Regions from separate parts of the Homo sapiens genome. Here region 2 is linked to region 1. A link is an interaction called in ENCODE POLR2A ChIA-PET data of the cell type or tissue named here. Cell type or tissue: Panc1. All regions are shown on one strand. Links, peaks and the distances in the headings refer to the core of each region. The heading gives the core; the rest is flanking DNA.

Region 1 (10,883 bases), core at 1,090-9,089:
TTGGAATTAGGATATAAGGAAAATATTTTTTGTACAGCTGTACAGTGCATTTGTGTTTTAAGCTGTGTTATCATAGAGTCAAAAAGTTTAAAAAAATTAAAAGATTTTTAAGTAAAAGGGTTACAGTAAGCTAAGGTTAATTTATTACTGAAGAAAGAAAAACGTGTTTACAAATTTAGTGTAGCCTAAGTGTGCAGCATTTATAAAGTCTACATTAGCGTACAGTAATGCTCTAGGGCTTCACATTCACTCACCACTCACTCAGTGCCTCACCCAGAGCCACTTCTGGTCCTGCAAGTGCCATTCATCGTAAGTGCTGATACAGGTGGATCATTTTTTACCTTTTGTACTGTATTTTTACTGTATCTTTTCGATGCTTAGATATAGTTAGATACACCAGCACTTACCATTGTGTATGATTGCCTCAGTATTCAGTACAGGAACACGCTGCACAGGGTTGTAGCCTGGGAACAATAGGCTGTCTCATATAGCCTAGGTGTGTGGGACTGTCTATGTTTGCATAAGTGCACCCTATAATGTTCCCCCAAGGACAAAATCACCCAGCGATGCATTTCTCAGAAGGCATCCCTGTAGTTAAGTGACTCATGACTGTAACTTACAAACGCGTGTCACATGGGGTGCCAGGTAAGCCCTTCCTCAGGAGCCATCTGAGGGCCTTTCTCTTGGATGTTCCAGCTCTCCGTGGTTGGAGTGAGCCTCACCTACTATGCAGTTTCCGGCCACCTTGTTACTCTTGCTGGAGATGTCACTAACCAGTTTCACAGAGGACTTTGCCGAGCATTTATGGACCTCACCCTTATGGCATCATGGAATCAGGTACACGGTGTGCTCAGGGCCATGCAGATAGAGGCCATGCACTGTGATGCCATCCAAAAGGCAGAGGTCACACAAACTCTAGAAGGTGCGAGACAACAGATTTGTTTGATATCGAGAGATGATGCTCTGAGCTGGCAGATGGGAGTGGCCAGGACAGTGAAGGGCCTGAAGAGCTTGAGACATGCTTTGAACACTGGGGTATGTGGATTCTGCGTGGAGCAGAACTCAAGAGCCTGGAATTCCCCCAGTGCCTCCAGGGGACGCTAAGGGGCACAGGAAGCAGGTGTTGATGCAGCATGGAGGAAGGAGGCTAGCGCTGACTTGCTTAGACACACCATTTTCTCTCTTCATTCTGGCGACAGTCATAAATGCAGGCAGTATTAGCCACTCTGCAAGTGAAGACACCAAAGCTCACAGAGTATCAGGTCCCTCAATAGAGAGAAGTCTGGTTTCAAAGTCCCTGTACCTCCTTCCCCTAGGCAGCCCTTCCTGCAGGGAATGGTTCCCCACAGGGATGGGGGCTCCTACCAGGAGGACCAGGCAAATGTGCACAGATGGGCCTGGACGAGCCCTGGGGAGGGGGCTGATGAGATGGGGCAGGATCCCCCCACAACAGCATGGGACGCTGCCTTCCTGTGGTGGTGGAAGATGAGCCCACATACTCTGCCTCCTTGCCCTGCTGCCCTCAGATCTAGCCCCTCCCTAACCCCCTTGTCCTCCTTTTCCCATCTAGAGGGTGGTCAGGGCCCCAGGGCCACCCCCAGGGCTGGGTGAGTCCTATAGCAACCTAGAGAACAAGGGCCAGTTCCCCTCCATCTTCAGGCCCCTTCTCCCCAGGTCCATTCATCTGCCCCACAACCTCCCTCTCACCCCTTGGCTCCTGTCCGCTGTGTAAGGAGAACCAGGCAGGATGAGGCTCGTTTCCTCTACACTTCTGCTTCCTCCACCAGTGCCCCAGTCCCTGCCTCTTTGTTGGAGATCATTTTGTTGCAAGCAAGAGAAACTCCCTAGGCTAGAGGAAAGAAACAGGTTCTAAAGGAGCCCAAGCAGAAGATTTGGCTTTTCTCCTGAAGTGAAAGAATACATGAATCTGATGAGACAGAACACTCGCACAAGCAAGGCAAAGCAACTGTCACTCACAGATTGGCAGGGACAGCAGAAGCCTGGGCTGCATGGTGAGCCAGTGCCCCCACCTCAGGAAAGCTGACCAGGGTGGACAGAGTCCCGTCTGTGTGTGTCCCGACAGAGTCCCGTCTGTGTGTGTCCCGACAGAATCCTGTCTGTGTGTGTCCCGCTTGCACCAGTTCAGAGAGCCTGGAAAGCTGCCTGCCCTGAAGTTTCATAAGCTGGGGGAACATAACATGCTGTGCTAAAGTGTTAGAGGGCATCCTCTTCTTGGAGGAACATGACCAGAGCCCACGCTCTTCCATGTAGTTCCTCCTTATCTCCGGATATTGCATTCCTAGCACATTCAACAGTTATTGTGAGAACTATAAGCAATAAAAGGGGAAGAGCTGGGCTGGCCAAGGCCAACCAGGGACCTGTTCTGCAGGCACTTATCAGCATCTAATGAAATCTGCATTAAGCAATTATTTGGTTTACTGTCTTCCCCCACAAGGCTGGAAACTGCAGAATAGAGAATGTATCTATTTTGTTCACTACTGCTCCCCTGGTACCAATATTAGGGCCCGATGAGGACTGGCTGCTTAATTTATTGGCATCTCTCTCTGGGACAGACAGCAGGCTTCCTGGTCTACCTTTTATAGTATAGCTCTGCTAGTCAACCCGCTTCCTACTATTTGAGTTCTGGCTTACCCATGTAACTGTAGTCTTGCATGGTCCTGTGGGCTACAATGCCGACATGCCTGACACTCCCTTGCCTGTGCTTAAAGGCCCACAGATAGCGGCCAGCTTTCTGTCTCTCAGTGCACAGCTTACAAGAGCATCTGATTAGTCACTGATTGGCCAGCAGGTGTGGGCCTCAGGAATAGGGGGCAGAGTGAATGTAGGATGTTCTTTTCACCTGATGCGGACAGGGGAGGTTTTCTAGAAGCATGACTAGGGCAAACATGAATCTGGTCTACATACTGACCTGGTGACTTGCAGTAAATAGCCTCCTCCTGACTTCTGACCTTGGGAAGTGAGTTCATCCTTATATCCCTTTTCCCCACTGATGTCCTATCTTTCTCATTATGTTCCCTGCCCCTGCCAGAAAAACTTACCTGGGGAGAGCCCCTCTTCCCTGGGGATCCTTTCTAGGGCAGATGCCAATTTCCAATTCCTCAATTAGCTTCTGAGAAGAGCTGACATGTATTGAGGTTAGCTCCTGCCAGGCACTGCATAAATTCTATATAATCACGTGTATGTTGAGCTATCCAACCATCTAATGAAACAGGTACTAGTATGCCACCCATCTAGACCGAGGCTCTGAAAGGTTAAGCAACTGGCTCAAGGTCACTCACATTGATATAGGAGCTGCACTGGAATTGGCCTCTGGTCTTGGGGTCCTGGGTAACTGCATTCCTAAGCACAGAACTATAATGCAATGGAACGGCCCTCCAAGGACATGGTCCACATTGTCCTGACCCAGGAGTGCTCAAGGCAGGAACCTGTATCTCACACCATTCAGCTCTGTTGCTGTGTTGCTGTGTGTTCAGGGCCAGCTTTTCAGAAATGTGCAGTGTAGACCATGTTTGTCTTCTGAGGTGCCCTCATGTACCCGTCTCTGTTCTGGCACCTTGGCCTCTGCCCACACTACGGCTTTCCCTCCTAATTCCACTTCTGTGGGCACCTGTTGTGCTGTTTGTCAAATTATTCTCTGTAGAGACAGTTAGAGGAATTTAGCTCTAACTTCAATGTAGGCTGCATCCCAGGTGCAGGAAGAACGAGTCATCTTCAAGATAAACACAAATGACTTTCTAATGATGGAATTTAACACCCAGGATTAAAGAACTATGATTTGAGTGTGTGAAAATGAAAATGCACAGGCTTTAGAATCAGCAGACCTAAAACTCACTCCCAGCTCCTCTTTGACCATGTGCCATTGGGCAAGTTTCTTAACTTTCTTCAAGTCTTAATAAGGTAGAACTATGATACATACCTTGGGGGTTTTGCTAGGATTTGAATGTGTGTGTGTGTGTGTGTGTGTGTGTGTGTGTGTATTTGTACAGGCACATTCAAACATATCCTTGGAACAGCTTGGCACCTAGCAGATGTTCCATAAATGAAAGTCATAATAATGGCAATTACTCAGAAGGCTTTATGGCATCCCTCAATCAGATGGAGGCAAGAAAGCGGCCCTTCCACTCTGTCCACAGGAGGTTTATAGCCGTGTTGTCCAATAGTCACCACTAGCCACACATGGCTATTGAGAACTTCAAATGTGGCTAGTCCAAACTGAGATGTGCTGTGAGTGTAAAATACTCACTGGACTTCATAAACTTAGTATGAAAATTAAAAATGTGCTGGGCGTGGTGGCTCACGCCTATAATCCTAGCATTTTGGGAGGCCAAGGCTGACAGATTGCCTGAGTTCAGAAGTTCAAGACCAGCCTGAGCAACATGGTGAAATGCTGTCTCTATTAAAATGCAAAAAAAATAAAAATAATAATAATAGCCACTATGGTGGCATGTGCCTGTAGCCCCAGCTACTCGGTAGGCTGAGACAGGAGAATTGCTTGAACTCACCAGGAGGCGGAGGTTGCAGTGAGCCGAGATCCTGCCACTCAAGCCTGGGTAACAGATTGAGACTCTCTCTCAAAAAAAAAAAAAAAAAAAATTAAAAATGTAAAATATCTCAATAATTTTTATGTTGGTTACATATTGACATGATGCTATTTTTTATGATTTTACATGTACTATTTTAAACAAAATATATTATAAAACAAATTTACTCTGTTTAATTATACTTTTTAAAACATGGCTACTAGAAAATTCTACCCATAGCTTGCATTGCATTTTTCTTGGCCGGTGCTGGCTAAAGCCCCATTCATCCCCCATTCAACCATGTGCGGCCCTGCCTGCTCTGAAGGGAACCCGAGGGGTGACAGCCACTCACAGCTTCTCTAGGTTTTGGTTGTCAGAAGTCATTGTTGACTTTGTCCCAATTACTGAGGAAATAAAACAAACAGAAAACCTTGATTCATTGCCCATATAGATTTTAAACCATCCAGCTGTCATTTCTTTTCTCTTGGGCTTATAATTTTGGTGAGAGCATATGAGATCATACACCCAAAAGTACTTTCCCCATAAGCCCCTGGTAGGGAGGGGAGAAGGGAGCAGCCTTCCTAGAGGCCTTGTGAATGTGGACGAGTCCATAAGGCTGTTTGCCCCTGGGTCTGCCATGCCCCCCAGTTGTACTATGTTTGTCTGTTCACACTGTTTATCTGAGCCGTAGACTCTAGAGATATAAAGTGGAGTGCCTCCCGTATTTGCAAGGATTACGTTTTTAAAAACCTACTTGGAAAGTGTTGGTGCCCTATTCTGTACATGTATCTGGGGGAAAGGAAATAAGCATGCACTAAATACTTCTTTGAGTCCCCTCTGTGGTGATGATTTTCTTATAGCCCAGTAGACTGAGGCGCAGACAGGGAGAACAGACGTGGGGTGGACAGAGTCCCATCTGTGTGTGCCTGCTAGACCTGCTCCATCCTGGTGTTCAAAGAAATGGCCAGGCCAGAATTCAGAGCAGGTCTTCTCAAAATGCGTTACGATTTGTATTTACCCCTAGTTCCAACTCATTCTCCTCTGCAGACATCTGCACTTGATGTCCCTCGGAGACTCATGGGTCTATATAACATCATCAAATCCAATGAACTCTTTATGCATGACTGACAGCTGTGAATATGTCTGCACCTTTCAGTGACTGGCATGGCACACTGACTGTTATGTTCTTCTGTCTCAGAGGGCTCGATGGCTCCGGGGAATCCTCTTATTCCTCTTCACATTAAAATGCGTCTATCTTCCTGGCATTCAAAACACAATGGCATCCTGCTCCTCCATGATGCGCCACTCACTCCCCAGCATCTTTGTAGCAGGGGTAAGAACTCTCCCCTTTATCAGGTGATTTCCCTTGTAAACCATTGATCTGTGTACTCGTCAGCCTTTCTCAAGGGAAAAACAAACTGCTCTCAAGGTTAAACACCGTCTAGAATTCCAGTCTTCTAATCCCTTACAGTGTGGTTTTAGATAACTGATATCAATAGTTACATAGTAAGTTATGGTCATGACAACAATAACCATGATTTAGGAAACACTTGCTCTGTACTATACCTTACAACAGCATGTTATTATTACTAATATAAGTAGTTATTATCACCTACTGAGCTTTCTCTAAGTGCCAGGAATGGCACTTTGGGCCTCTCATAGATTACTTCGTTTAACTATCACAACCAAGCTATGGACAGGCACAGTTCTTCTTAGAAGATTCTCAGGATTTCCTGTCTCAAACAACAGGGCACAGCCAAGTCTTCATCCAGGGCTAGCCCTGAAGTCTGGTCTGGAGGGTGAAGCTCCGAATCAACAGGTACAGAGTACAGCTTGGAGCCCTGATGAAGTTCCTGGGGTGCTGTTGATTCCGATCTGGTCCCAGCAGAGAAAGAGCTTTCTCCAACCTGACAGGCCCTAGTACAGCAAAGAATTGCAATCAGGGCTGAGGGAAAGTCTAGGCCAAGTGCCCTGAGTTAGGAGGCTCTGGCTGTCAGGATCCAAGCCACACAGGACACCAAGCACAGGTCTCCTGCTCCAGGGAAGGGGTTCTGCAAGCCCTATTCACCTTACACTGGAGGAACATGCTGAGCAAACCAGGGCAGAGAGAACGAACCTGAGAGTCAGAGAGAGCAGCATTTGAACCTGGCTGTCCCACACTCCAGCTCACTGTTGCGAGCACCAGCCATTTGCCCAACCTCTGCCTCCAGAAAAAGCATTAACGACATTTGCCCCGAAGGTTACTACTGGCCTTTGAGATTATATGCATGTAGAATTTATGGAGTGATTAAACTAGTCATTATTAAGACCATTTAGCAACATGCAAAACTGCTTTTTTTTTTTTTTTTTTTGAGATAGAGTCTCGCTCTGTCACCCAGGCTGGAGGGCAGTGGTGCAATCTCGGCTCACTGCAAAGCTCCGCCTCCCGGGTTCATGCCATTCTTCTGCCTCAGCCTCCCGAGTAGCTGGGACTACAGGCACACACCACCATGTGTGGCTAATTTTTTGTATTTTTAGTAGAGACGGTGTTTCACCGTGTTAGCCAGGATGGTCTCGATCTCCTGACCTCGTGATCCGCCCGCCTCGGCCTCCCAAAGTGCTGGGATTACAGGCATGAGCCACCACGCCCAGCCAAAAATGCTTTTATGTAAGGAAAAAAAAGCCCAGAATATAAATAATTTGTGTCCAAATTAAGTAGCAGAATTCTAACTGTGCAGCAAGTATAGATGCATAGGCATCAAGGGGAGACCGGGAGACCACACAGCTCAATTTGTCCAGTTGTAGACTCATAGATTGTGCTTTCTTTCTTCTGAGTTCCACTGATGTCTGATTTCACTTATGGAGTAAGTAATACTAAAACGAGTCCTAGTGCATTTGTAGGGAAGTCTTTGGGTACCTGTCCAGGCTTGTACATGAATCCAGCAAGCACCCACACAGAATGCAGCCCATGACTATAGCTGCAGCTAGGTAGGGCCTCTCTGTAGGCCCGTCCACAGTCTACACACACAGCCCCATGTGGACCTATGGGACGACCGCCTGATGGTCTGACATCCAGGCTGAAAAAATACTTGTCAGCACCAGGGCTGGTTGGAGCAGATGGAGTGAGAAGCATGAACGGAGCCAGTGATACAACCCCTCAGATCCCAGGCCAAGTTCCCAGTCTGTTACGACAACCAGGACCATGAAACTTAACCTGAACCAAATCTACATCAAAATTGGAAAGCCTTCCTGATGCTTCCTAAGTGATTTATTTTACTAAGCTCTGGCCAGGTGCGGGGGACATAAAGATCATGAGGGAGCTGCCCCCTCATGGCAACCATGGCTTCCTAAGGGGGCCAAAGGCCAGGGGAGCAGGCCGCTTGTCACCATAGGCAGAGGAGGCAGCTGAGGAGAGGAGAGGGCACTGGCAGGAAGAGCCCTTGAAAGGGAGGAGGGAGACCAGCCACAGTGTGGGAGGCTGGTGGGGTGGGAGGAGGGAGGCCTGGGAGATGGGTGAGAGGGTGACATACGCCTTTTGGGTTCAAAACCAGGGATGACATGATTGATCCACACTCCCAAAACTGCCCCTCCAAGTTTGTCTCTATTTTCAACATTTGGAAGTTGAGTCTTCCACTCCTAAGAAGAGGTGACAAGGTCAGTGCTCTCTGGATTTTCTTTCTGCAGCTGGTGGGGGCACTGATGCTGGCCGCCCTCTCCCACCTGCACCGATTTCTGCTCTCTATGTGGGTTCTACCACCTGGCACCTTCACAGACGCCTTCCCCGGGCTGCTGTTTCATTTTCCCAGAAGAAGCCAAAAAGACTGCCTCCTTGGCCTTTCCAAGTCTGACCAGCGGGCCATGGCTTGTTACTTTGGGATCCTTTTAATAGTCTCTGCCACACTGTGTTTTGGAATGGTAAGTAAACACATCCCCAACTTTCAAGTTATGGTTTGTAAAAGTTTCATTTGCTGTTGGGGTGAAACTCTGGTCCATGTGGACAGGGCCAGGCAACACAGGCCAGATCTCATGGTAATGAATCCCTGCCGTCCAGCTCACCTGCCCTGGGAGGTCAGGTCCGTCAAACACAGTTGGTTTGACTCTCCCTTACTCTAGAATAGTCCAGCACGAGAGCAGCCACCCCAGGGTGCCACTTCCTCCAGGAAGCTTCCCTGGCCCCCCTCACTCTGCACTGAATCACATCATTTCTTACTGTGAACTTCATCTGCAATCTCACACTGCCTCAGGGGTATCTGTTGCCTTTTCTCAGTCTTTCCATCTTATCAGAGTTGCACTCCCATCAGCCACCTCCACTGGACGTGTTCTCCAGGCTAGCGGCTGAAGGAGGAATGGCTCCCTGTTTCACGCCCTCCTACTGACCTGCCACTGGCAAATCTAGTCATGTCATACATGGCTTAAACTCCTTCAGTGGAAGAAGAGTCTCCCCCATGGTCTTGTCCTATTGCCTGGACTTGGGGTCAACAGATTTAGCAAATAAAACTGGAACCCAGTTACAGTTAAGTTTCAGTAAACAATGGAAAAGTTTTCAGTATTAGTAAGCCCCCTGCAGCAGTTCAGACATATTTATGTTAAAAGTTATTTGTTGTTGACCTGAAATTAAAATGTTACTGAGTGTCTTATATTTTACCCCTCCCTGCCGAGGCTCCGACCTGCTCTGCCCAGCCAGACCCAGGATTGCTATGCCCACATCACAAGGGTGGGACTCATCACTTCTATTTCCAGAAGGCCCTACAGGTGTTCCTATGGAAGGCTCAGGGTTGGGACCCCTGCTCTGTGCTTGACTAAGCCTATAGGCATGCTGTCCACACTTACTGAACATGCCTTCCCTCGGATCCCTCCACTGTGACTCGTTCAGCGTTAAGTTCTAAGACAGGGTCAATGTGGTGTTCCCTCTAGAAGCTCTCCCAGCACCGATTCTCCCCTGGACCCCCAAAGGCTCTGAGCATGCCTCCTCATTGCACCCATTGTCTTGTGCTATTGGTTTTTGTCTGCTTTTGAACTCTAGCCACATTCCTAGCAGGCATATTGGTGTGCCTGCCTTCTAGGGTAGTAGTTCCTGACACATTGTAGAGCCCACTGCAAGTTCAGTAAATTTAATATTCAAGCTTTGTAAGTGGATAAAAATTCTCTGCAGTCCTTAAAAGTCTACTGGTATTCTAGTTTAGTAGCTAGAGGGAAACTAAAAGTGATTGCTCATGTTCACACCTTGACAACACTCAGGCCCGAGTCCTTTGCTTTTATCAATGATCCTAGCTCCCTACTCTTGCTCATCCATGAATGCATAAATCCATCGATCACCCATCCACACACCTACTCACCAAACTAGTTACCTGTCCACCTATCCACCCACCCATCCATCCATCAATCCACTCATTTGTTCATTCATGCACTCACTCATTCAACAAAAAACTAAAGAATGCCCATTATATTCAGGCAATGGCGAAACAAAGATAATAACTGCTTCCTGCCTCAGGGAGCTCACAGTCCATAGGGGAAGACTGGCATATACAAATAATTGTGGCAATTTTTATATTTTGAATACAGTTTTTAAATTGGATATGTGATTTGTAAATCTGTAGCTTCTCCTTTTATTCTCTTAACAGCATCTCTACAGAGCAGAAGTTGTAAATTTTGATAAAGGCCAGTTTTTCAATGTTTTCTTTTATGGATTTTGCTGTTGGTGTCCTGGCTCAAATGAATTGCCAAACCCAAGGTCACATATTTTCTCCTATTATTTTCTTCTAGAATTTTTTTTGTTTCTTTGTTTTTGGTTTTTTTGTTTTTTTTTTTTGAGACAGAGTCTCACTCTGTCGCCCAGGCTGGAGTGCAGTGGCGTGATCTCAGATCACTGCAACCTCTGTCTCCCAGGTTCAAGTGATTCTCCTGCCTCAGTCTCCTGAGTAGCTGGGATTACAGGCGTGTGCCACCACACCCAGCTAATTTTGTATTTTTAGTAGAGACAGGGTTTCGTCATGTTGGTAAGGCTGGTCTCGAACTCCTGACCTCGTGATCCTCCCGCCTCAGCCTCCCAAAGTGCTGGGATTACAGACGTGAGCCACTGCACGTGGCCTTTCTTCTAGAATTTTTATAGTTCTATGTTTTACATTTAGGTTAATCATCTGTTTTAAGCTAATTTTAATGTAAGATGTGAGGTATGGAACAGAGTTCCTGTTTTTTATAAATGAATATCCAATTTTTCCAGCACAATTTTTTTGAAGAATATTTACTCCATTGAATTGGCTTTACAACTTTGTCAAAAAGCAATTGACTGTATCTGTGTGGATCTATATCTGGGTTCTCTATTCTACTCCATTGATCTTTCCTTTAGCCAATCCCATGAGGTCT
Region 2 (10,883 bases), core at 1,018-9,017, 91 kb after region 1:
ATTCTGGACACTTAATATAAATTGAATCATATTAAACATGGTCTTTTGGATCTGGCTTCATTCACCTAACATAAAGTTCTCAAGGTTTACCCACCTTGCAGCACGTGTCAATACTCCATTCCTCTTTACGGCTGAATAATATTTTATTGCACCTATATGCCACATTTTGTTGATCCAGTCATCTGCTGATGGACATGTGAGCTGTTTCCACCTTTTGGCTATTATGAATAATGCTACTAAAAACTCTCATATGCAAATTATTGTGTAAACATTTTGTTTGTTTGGTTTTTGTTTTTTGGTTTTTTGAGGCAGAGTCTTGCTCTGTCACCCAGGCTGGAGTGCAGTGGCGTGATCTCGGCTCACCACAAGCTCCACCTCCCGGGTTCACACCATTCTCCTGCCTCAGCCTCCTGAGTAGCTGGGACTACAGGCGCTCGCCACCACGCCCGGCTAATTTTTTTGTATTTTTAGTAGAGACGGGGTTTCACCTTGTTAGCCAGGATGGTCTCGATCTCCTGACCCCGTGATCCGCCCGCCTCAGCCTCCCAAAGTGCTGGGATTACAGGCATGAGCCACCACGCCCGGTCTGTGTGAACATGTTTTTAATTCACTTGGGTATATAACCTAGGGGCAGAGTTGTTAGGCTGTAGGGTAATTATATGCTTAACTTCCAGACTGTTTCCACAGTGGTTATACAATTTTACATTCCCACCAGCCTTGTAGGAGTGCTCCAATTTCTCTTCTTCCTCACTGACACTTATTGTTGTCTGTCATTCTGATTACAGCCATCCTGTGAATGTGAAATGGTATTTCATTGTGGTACTGATTTAATTCTCTTAAAGACTAGGGATGTTGAGTATCTTTTCGTGTGTTTAGTGGCCATTTGTGTATCTTATTTGGAGGCATGTCTATTCAGTTTGTATATTTTTAATTAGGTTATTCGTCCTTTTATTGTTGAGTTGTATGAGTTCTTTTTATATTCTGAATACTGAAATTATCTATTATTCTTTGGTTGTTTGTGCTTTTGGTGTCATATCTGAGAAACCACTGTTAAATCCAAGGTCAGGAAGATTCAGTCCTATGTTTTGTTGTAAGAGATTTATAGCTTTAGCTCTTACGTGTAGGTCATTGATCCATTTTTGAGTAGATTTTTGTATATGGTGTGAGGTTTGAGTCTAGCTTCACTGTTTTGCATGTGGATTTCAGTTGTCCTAGAGCCATTTGTTGAGAAAAAAAGAGTTGTCTTTGTGCTCTAATTTAAAATCAACTTCCCATAGATATACAGATTTATTTCTGGCCCAGACACTGTTCTAATTGCTTTTGCCTTGTAGAGTAATTGTGATGATTAAATAAAGGGAGAGAAAATATTTTGCCCACTTCAATACTTATCCCCTACACATATGACAAACTGTGAATAGTTGCAAGGATTTTTTTCACTTTTACAAAGCTTGATATTTGTTTTGTTTTGTTTTGTTTTTGTTTTTTAATATGGAGTCTCGCCCTGTCGCCCAGGCTGGAGTGCAATGGAGCAATCTCCTCTCACTGCAATCTCCGCCTCTTGGGTTCAAGCGATTCTCCTGCCTCAGCCTCCCGAGTAGCTGGGATTACAGGTGCACGCCACCATGCCTGGCTAATTTTTGGTATCTTTAGTAGAGACCGGGTCTCACCATGTTAACCAGGCTGGTCTCAAACTCCTGACATCATGATCCACCTGCCTCAGCCTCCCAAAGTGCTGGGATTACAGGCATGAGCCACTGCACCAAACCCCGATATTTCTTACTTTCTATTTTAATTCGGAATAATATTTGGCATTCTTCCAGGATGGATTTTAATGGCTTATGTATTAGGAATCATCAATAGACAATAAATTTATTTATTAAGTGCTATTAGGTCATTAGGTTAAAAAAATAAATAGGGCCAGGAGCGGTGGCTCACGTCTGTAATCCCAGCACTTTGGGAGGCCGAGGCAGGCAGATCATCTGAGGTCAGGAGTTCAAGACCAGCCTGGCCAACATGGCGAAACCCCGGCTCTACTAAAAATACAAAAATTAGCCGGACTTCGTGTCAGGTGCCTGTAATCCCAGTTACTTATGAGGCTGAGGCAGGAGAATCGTTTGAACTCGGGAGGCAGAGGTTGCAGTGAGCCCAGATCGCACCATTGCACTCCAGCAAGAGAGAAACTCCATCTCAAAAAAATAAATAAATAAAAATTTAAAAATATATAAATAAATAGACCTTTAACAAGTTAAATGTAAATAATTTAGTCCAACTAAATTATTAATGGATAAAGATCCCATCAAAAAAGAGACGCTTTACTTTTTCCACACAGAGTAATGATTGGAATTCTCTCCCCTTTTTCGGGTTAGACATCTGAGACATGAAAATTAAAGGACAGGCCTAGATCCAGCTGGAGAGCCGGGCACCAAGTCAGAGCCCTTTGCACCAAGTCCAGGGTCCTTGTGTTTCATGCATGCAAGCCCTGCCTTCTTGTTTACAGATGGGAAGCCCAGCGAGTCCTTCTTTAGCAGGGGTGACAATGTTGTACATTAATCTGTAACACCAGGGACATTAGGCCCCCATGTATGATTGTTAGGCAGAGACAAAATAGGTGGGGTCTCCCTAACAGAGCATGCTGAGGAAAGGACTTAGGCATGGGATGAGAGGAGGTGCCAATGGTTTCTTAGTTGAACATATGATCAAGCACTTTCCAGAAGTATATGTTGACATGTAACCTGCCCTGCCCCACGCAGGGCCTTCATGGGTCAAAATGGCTACCCGCGGGTCACAACCAATGACCTCTGGTTACTTCACAATTGTCATGTGCCTACTTGGGTTGGGGTGGGGGTGTCGCACTGTGGTGGTCCACAAAAAATGAATGGAAAAGATTAGGCCTTTCTGTAGCAAAGGAAGCTTACTTTAAGTAAAGACTGAGATTGCATCTGCTGTGATCATATTGGATGTTGGTCTGCATGGCTGGAAGGAAAGAAACCTGAAAGAGAAACTATGCAAATGACAACCATCCAAGACCACAGCATCTCCCCCACAGTCAATCCTTGTGTTCAAAGGACAGTTGTGTTTTCAGCACCCAATGGAACTTCCTCAAATTGCCGAGAAAGTTTTGATGGTTATTGCTGCTGTTTTATGAGGATTTATTCAATATTTCCTACATGTGATACTTACTAATTATATATTCAATATCTCCTACAAACCATACTTACGAATTATTTCTAATTCTTGCAAGAACTCTAGAGTTTAGGTATTATTTCTCATTTTACAGTTGAGAGAACTGAGACTCAGAGAAGGCGTGCCAGTGTCACTGAGATTTTAGGAGATAGGACAGAAACAGAACCTGTCTATCAAAGCACAGATGTTTTCACCCTCCGTACTGTGGGTGCTTACCTCATATTTTGACTAAAATGTTTTATTTGGTTTATTTAGCTTCTGAAATTTGTATTCCTCACACCTGTCTTTATGTGCCTGGGGGGGAAATCTTAAGCATTGGAACCAACATCCCAGTGATCAGAGAGCAGAAAGAATTCATGGCTTCCTCCCCAGTGGCCCAGGTAGGGCTGACCCGGAACTCTGCTCAGAGCATGGATGTCTCAGTTGCTCTGTGTGCAGCTGCCTTGTGTGGAGTGAGCTGATCAGGAGGAATTTCTTCAGGGGAATATAAAACTCTTTGCAATCAGGATTTTCAGGGCTAGCTTCAGGCTCCTGACTTCTGAGTAACTAGGTCAAGGCTATTTCAAAATTAGCAGAATGGTACTCATCTTCACTATTGGTATCTAACACTGACCTAGAAATAGCAAGTGATTCAGTACGATAAGAAGATGAAAGAAAAATACTGGAAGTGAGGGGGTAAACTATTAGTTTATTACTTCCAGATAAACTAATTAAAATTATTACAAACTAATTATTTAAAACTAATTTAAAATATCTACACAAAATCTTAAGAGATGCTGGGCGCAGTGGCTCACGCCTGTAATCCCCGCATTTTGGGAGGCCTAGGCAGGTGGATCACGAGGTCAGGAGATTGAGACCATCCTGGCTAACACAGTAAAACCCTGTCTCTACTAAAAATACAAAAAAATTAGCCAAGCGTGGTGGCGGGCGCTTGTAGTCTCAGCTACTCGGGAGGCTGAGGCAGGAGCACGGCGTGAAACCGGGAGGTAGAGCTTGCAATGACCTGAGATCATGTCACTACACTCCAGCCTGGGCAACAGAGCGAGACTCCATCTCAAAAAAAAAAAAAAAAATCAAGAGAATCAAGTAAAGCTTAATTGATGAAATAAGAGAATTCAGAGTGTGGTCGGTTATAATATAAATATTTAGAAATCAAAAGCTTTTTCAATATTAGCAAGAGAATATCATTTTTAATAAGTATTCTACTCACAACAGCAAAAAAAATCTGAAATATCTAGGATTAAATTTAAGATTTACAGAAGGCTATAAAGAGAATAACTTGATGAATAGAGTGATATCATAATTCAGGATTCAAAGCTCAGTACCACAAAAGAGGCCAGGTAGTAAATATTTTTCAGCTTTAGGAGCCACATGGCCTCTGTTCCAGCTGCTCGATTCTGCTGTGATTGTGTGAAAACAAAACATAAACGAGCCACCAAACGTGGCTGTGTTTTAATAAAACTTTATTCACTAAAACAGCCGGAAGGCCAGTTTGGCCTGTGGGACATAGTTTGCCAACCCCTACTACAGGTGATTGTCTTCTTCCTCAAGCATAAAATACTACAAGGAGAATTATGCTGCTTCTAAAGTGTTCCCTCTTTTGAAATATTTCCTTAGGATAGACTCTTAGAATTTTGATTCCTGGCCAGGCGCGGTGCCTCACGCCTGTAATCTCAGCACTTTGGGAGGCCGAGGAGGGCGGATCACAAGGTCAGGAGATCGAGATCATCCTGGCTAACACGGTGAAACTCTGTCTCTACTAAAAATACAAAAAAAAAAAATTAGCCAAGCGTGGTAGCGGGTGCCTGTAGTCCCAGCTACTCAGGAGGCTGAGGCAGGAGAATGACATGAACCCAGGAGGCGGAGCTTGCAGTGAGCTGAGATCCCGCCACTGCACTCCAGCTTGGGTGACAGAGCGAGACTCCGTCTCAAAAAAAAAAAAAAGAATTTTGATTCCTGGGCCAGGGAAAATAAAATATAGTTTGGGACAGATATTGCCACATGCATTCTAAAATGCCTCCTACAAATTGCAGTGTGAGCAACTCATGAGGATAACTACTTCACACTACCACCAGTATTAGATGAGTTATTTTAAGATTGTTAAATTAATCTTTTTAAGTGTTTCAAATAGAACTTCTGTGATCGCTGTTGACGGGGAAATTTTTTCTTTCTTTTTGGATTTTTTGGAATTATCAGGTTACCTACTTTGTACCCGTACCCCTTGAAGTTGAAGTGGAAGCGTTTTTAAAATAAAACGTCCCATGGGCTATTGACAATATACGATGTATCATCTACTTTGGGGCTCCTAAACCTCAAATATTTTAGTTCTTGTGCATTTAAAGATGACCTTTTTATGTTTACTTTAAGGAATTTCCTTTGAAGGTTTTAATTTAGCCAAGATAGTTTGCAGTCAAGCTGCTATGAAGTGTAGGGACATAATTGAAGTCAGGGTTTCCCAAGCAATGTCTCCTGGCAATTTTCAAGGCACTTTATAGATATTTTAGAATACAGCTCTTTCCAGCCCTTCTCACATTCTTTCCTTAGTCCTCCATTTGGAAGGTCCTGCTCCCAGGAGAGGTCAACTTGAAGCGCCGAGAAGCAGCAGAGAGCGCGGGGGGCTGAGTATGCGCGCAGTGCTTGTCGCCTAATGCGTTTATGGCTTTTATGCTTATGAAGACAACTGTGATGCCTCAAGCTCAATTTTCAATGTAATTACCTGCATGTGATATTGACGTGAATCCCTAGGTGATAGGTTACAGATATTCCTATTTCATTTCTGACTTGTTGGTGTCAAATGAATGGACCCGTGAACGGGACTGTCATGGGAAAAAGTGACTCAAAGATAGTATTTAGCTGCCCCAAATAGCTCACTTAAAAAAAAAAAAACGCAAGCAGATTTTAAAATTTTAGGACTATTGCAGTGAAATCTTACCTGTTAAGAGCCCATGGAAAGATCACCTTCCTGAAGAGCTGATGGACTGCTGTTGTAAATGTCAGGTCGGGGTGGGGGTGGGGGTTGGGTTTTTTAACCCATTTAGATGGAAGCCCACACAAGTACACCAAGTCAAAGGCTCCTTCCTCAACGACTCTGCGCCAGTCATGATCATTGCTGAAATCTAACAAGAGCACAGCTTCTGCTGCATGTGGAATCCTCACAGAAACCTCTGAGGGAGATTGCTATTAGCATGCCCTTTTTACAGTGGGGGAAACCGAGGCACGGAAGATAGTACCAGTTACTTTCGTAAGAGGACTGCTTGGGCAATAGACCTTGCGAAGAGCCTCATTCACACCCACCATGCCGTGCAGCACCCCGCCGTCAGCCTGTGGGCTAGGATCACGGAAGGGGCTGTGAGGATGCGACAGGCTCTCACCTGCAGGGCCCAACCCTGACTCCACACTCAGTGTGATTTTCTTCATCCTCCTTCTCCTCACTTCTACACCTGTTGCTCCTGGCCTTCTTTCAGCTGGAAATTCACGCCATCCAGATTTTTAAGATTTTTTTTTTTTGTAACAGACTTTCACCCTTTCTTTCTTTTTTTTTTGAGACAGAGTTTCACTCTTGTTGCCCAGACTGGAGTGCAATGGCGCAATCTCGGCTCACCACAACCTCCCCCTCTCAGATTCAAGCAATTATCCTGCCTCAGCCTCCCGAGTAGCTGGGATTACAGGCATGCGCCACCATGCCCAGTTAATTTTGTATTTTTATTAGAGACAGGGTTTCTCCATGTTGGTCAGGCTTGTCTCGAACTCCTGACCTCAGGTGATCTGCCTGCCTGGGCATCCCAAAATGCTGGGATTACAGGCGTGAGCCACTGCGCCTAGACAGGAGTTTCATTCTTTTTGCCCAAGCTGGAGTGCAACAGCATGATCTCGGCTCACCGCAACCTCCGCCTCCCGGGCTCAAGCAATTCTCCTGCCTCAGCCTCTTGAGTAGCTGGGATTACAGGCATGTACCACCACGCCCGGCTAATTTTATATTTTTAGTAGAGATGGGGTTTGTCCATGTTGGTCAGGCTGGTCTCGAATTCCTGACCTCAGGTGATCCTCCCTCCATGGCCTCCCAAAGTGCTGGGATTTAAGGGTTTTTTTTAAGAAGTGCAAGCAAATTTCCTCCTTATATAGGCCTATGGCATTCACTGAAGAGTCACAGTCAGCAGGCAACAGTCTGCAGAGGCATATGACATCTATTTTGAATGCTCAGAGAGATTTTTTATTCAGAACTTAATTTTCAACCCTGTTTTCACACAGAATAAAGTCCTGTGCTAACTGCCCTCTCGTTCACTATTTTCTCCTACTGAATTTAACCTTTTCATGGATGCCCACACTAGACGATCAGAAACTCTAGTGGCCGAGAAAGTCCAGGTATACCCCTATGTGGCCCTTGCAGCATGCGACTGCATGGGACCCAAGGATAAGTCCTTCCTCCACTCCCAGGGGACGTTCCTTGAGGTCCTCTGCCTGCTTCTCATCCTCCTGGGGTGGAGCCAGCCTATACCATTGAGACCCCCCAGACCTTCAGGTTCCAGACAGGCCCAGGCTTGCCTCCATCTGACCAGGGCCCTGCTGGAGTTCTTAGGGGCCACCCACACCTCGCCCCAGGATCTGCCCTCCGCGTTGGGGAGGGGGTTTCTCTGGAGCCTGAGCTGGGCTATGCCCAGCTTTGCTGGAGTCCCCTTGGCTCACACAGTGGCTGCTGAGCTCTGGTTTCAAGGAGTCATTTATCTCCAATCCATTCCATATTTTGGATGGAGTCCCAGCCTCTTCTCTTTGACACATTACACTGCTTACTTGGACAGTGGAGTCTGTTTTTCTTCACCTTGCCTGGAGACTGTGGGCAGGTCCAGTTCTCTGACCTCTGGCCCCTCTGCTGGTGCTGCAGGAGTTGGGAGGCTGCTCAGCCCACATGGGCCCGTCCGGGCCCCTCACCAACAGCGTGATTCAGACAGTGGCGGGCGGCGGGGTGGGGGGGTCCTCCCCCTTAACTGCAGGTAAAAGCTCCTGCGGAGATTTCTAAAAATATGGACTTATGAGCCTCACTCCCATCCTCGTTTCTGACTTGATGTCACGGGTGGAGGCTAGCAACAGTGTTGTTTACAACCTTGCAGGTCCTCTCCTATGCACTCAGTGATGGGAACCATGTCTGAGACCACAGGTGACCCCAACAGCACTGAAACCCACCCAGCCTGGGGAGCTGGGGCCCAGAAACAGGGCCGGTCCACTGGCTGGTTGCTTCCACCTCCTCATGGAGAACACATGTCCTTTCCAGATACAACCCCCAAAGCATGTATCAGCCCTACCGAAAGCCACCGTGGCTCATCTGCTATGGGGAGACTCCCGCCAATGCAGAAAGATGTGTGTCGTCAAAGCCAGGCGGTGGGCCTCGGCAGAAATCAAGAACCTGTAGCTGGAATATCGTGGTGTAATCAACTCAGCCATGTGCTGGACTCACCAGGGGTCAGCAAAGGGCTCTTCCCATGGGACTAAGGGCCTGGACTCTTTGAATCCGTGGGCCCCGCAGGAATGAGAAGGGCAGGTCCTCTGCTGTGCCCGAATCTCTCACTGTCTAGAGAGAAACAGGTCTCTGTGGGTGACTGTGTCAGCTCCTCTTCCTTCTGGCTCTGGCTGAAGGCTGCCTGGAGGGAAGGAGAAACAGGGCCTTGCAGGCCAGACTCAGGGATGCCTTCTCCCTGGGCGCAGACAGAGCGATTCCTGGGTAAAGGTGTTCATCCACCCCTCTTTCTCAAATGGCCAGGTGGAGTGGAAGATCCCTCAGAAATGGCTTGTGTGGTGGCTCCTGAGCCCAGCCTGTGCCCCACCCCCACCTCCCCCTTCCCACCAAAGCTTTGCAGGTGACATGGCTGATTCCTGCCCACCTCTATCTGCCCATGCCCCCGTCGAGGCCTGAATCATGTGCCTCTCTGAGCCCCTCCCTAGCCTTCTGCCCGTCCTCCAACAGGACTTTCCATTTCCTTTAGCTTTTCTGTGCATGATCAGTCAGCCCCAGGCATCACTCAACCGTGGAGACACTCTGGCCCTGGAACCAGCCTGTCCCTAGAAGATGGTCAGTCAGAGTTTGCTGCATTAGGAGATGAATGCAGTTGCCTGAGGTGAGGGAAAGGCAGTGGTTGGCAATAGAGGTGGAGGTGCAATATTATCACTGTGTGACTGTGGGTGACCACCCCAAATGAGCTCTTGAGTGATTCTCTGCTTCCTGTGAAACAGGGACAGATGCTGGCCCTCGGCCCCAGGGCAGCAAGGCAGGACCAGCATAGGGTGGGCCTGCCTAAGGTGTCAGGCACAGCTGCAGAAGCAACCCCACCACAGAGTCCCCAGACTAACTGCTGCCACTTTCTATAGGGAAGCTGCCAGGGCACTCCTGCATGCCAGGCTGCAATTCACAGGCCTGGTCTCTTTCGGAACTGGAAGTGGCTTTGTCTATCCTTTTAAAAGTTGAGATAGGCCAGGCGCAAGGCCTCACACCTATAATCCCAGCGCTTTGGGAGGCAGAGGAGAGAGGATCGCTTGAGTCCAGGAGTTCAAGACCAGCCCGGAAAACTTAGGAAGACCCCTGACTCTACAAAAAATTTCAAAAATTAGCCAGGTATGCGTGCCTGTAGTCCCAGCTACTCAGGAGACTGAGACGAGAGGATCACTTGAGCCCAGGAGGTCAAGGCTGCAGGGAGTCATGTTCATGCCACTGCACTCCAGCCTGGGCAACAGAGCGAGACACCCCCAACCCCATTTCATATGAATTAATTAATTAATTTAAAATTGTGGGCCAGGCGCAGTGGCTCACGCCTATAATCCCAGCACTTTGGGAGGCCGAGGTAGGCAGATCACGAGATCAAGAGATAGAGACCATCCTGGCCAACATGGTGAAACCCCGTCTGTACTAAAAACACAAAAATTAGCTGGATGTGGTGGCGCATGCCTGTTGTTCCAGCTACTCGGGAGGTTGAGGCAGGGGAATCACTTGAACCCGGGAGGCAGAGGTTGCAGTGAGCCAAGATTTCGCCACTACACTCCAGCCTGACGATAGAGTGAGACTCTATCTCAAAAAAAAAAAAAAAGAAATTGTGATAACTTTTACTTTCCTGGCTCATTTGGGGTAAATATTAAATGAAGATATTAAATTATGTAAATATTAATTAAATGTTAAAGAACAATTAAGATGATATTCATAGACCATAGGGCCACATAATGTCTCTGAAGCAGAAATAAGTAAATAAAATTCTATTTCAAAAAAATACATAACCACTGTGAAATGTTATTTGGTTGAAGGTACCTTCTCTCTACTTTTCTTTAACTTGTTTCCTTCTACTAAAAATAATCCATTTTTTGCATCTGAGTATTTTCTGCTATGATGGTTATGGATATTTCCACCTGACTACACCCGTATTGCTTTCCTGGTCTCACAGCCCTGTGCCAAAGAAAGAATATTAAGACCCGCTACAGTACATCTTTCTGTCAGCCAGTGTATTCTATAGGAAAATCTTGAGGTCAGATGTTGTCATATTTTAAACAGTGCTGATAGCCAGAGAGCTGCTCAGAATCCAGGCAAGCGACTCCAGTGTGAGTGGGACACGCGTTGCAAGGGGCAGCTGCTTCACTGCGATGGGGTCTCTTCTGCTTACTTTGCTTTGTTCTCCCTTTTGTTCTCTTTTTAAAAATCTCTTTTCATCTTTGCACTATGTGTTCCT

What was found. ChIA-PET counts read pairs that join two places held together with the same protein. Peaks named below come from ENCODE experiments on the same cell type or tissue, not always from the same donor. Only the 100,000 strongest peaks of a DNase experiment are listed, where the experiment ranks them.
Region 2: POLR2A ChIA-PET joins it to region 1 with 8 read pairs; 1 of 35 experiments calls an interaction of 5 or more read pairs at or near these places.

Annotation. Positions count from the first base shown.
Region 1 is chr7:47,798,201-47,809,083 of GRCh38, reverse strand. It overlaps PKD1L1 (polycystin 1 like 1, transient receptor potential channel interacting), which reads left to right. Exons shown (of 57, transcript NM_138295.5): 52 at 697-837; 53 at 5,740-5,874; 54 at 8,205-8,435. All of the region lies in intron 1 of PKD1L1-AS1 (PKD1L1 antisense RNA 1), which reads right to left. Among named protein-coding and RNA genes, the nearest start is that of PKD1L1-AS1, 8.4 kb to the right of the region's middle. In Panc1, for the core only: no CTCF peak of the experiment used is centred there; no DNase peak of the experiment used is centred there; H3K27ac peaks cover 7,872 bases.
Region 2 is chr7:47,707,558-47,718,440 of GRCh38, reverse strand. No RefSeq gene overlaps it. Among named protein-coding and RNA genes, the nearest start is that of LINC00525, 48 kb to the left of the region's middle. RefSeq lists enhancers at 2,316-2,610, 3,163-3,242, 7,598-8,312 and a silencer at 2,316-2,610. In Panc1, for the core only: no CTCF peak of the experiment used is centred there; no DNase peak of the experiment used is centred there; H3K27ac peaks cover 7,454 bases.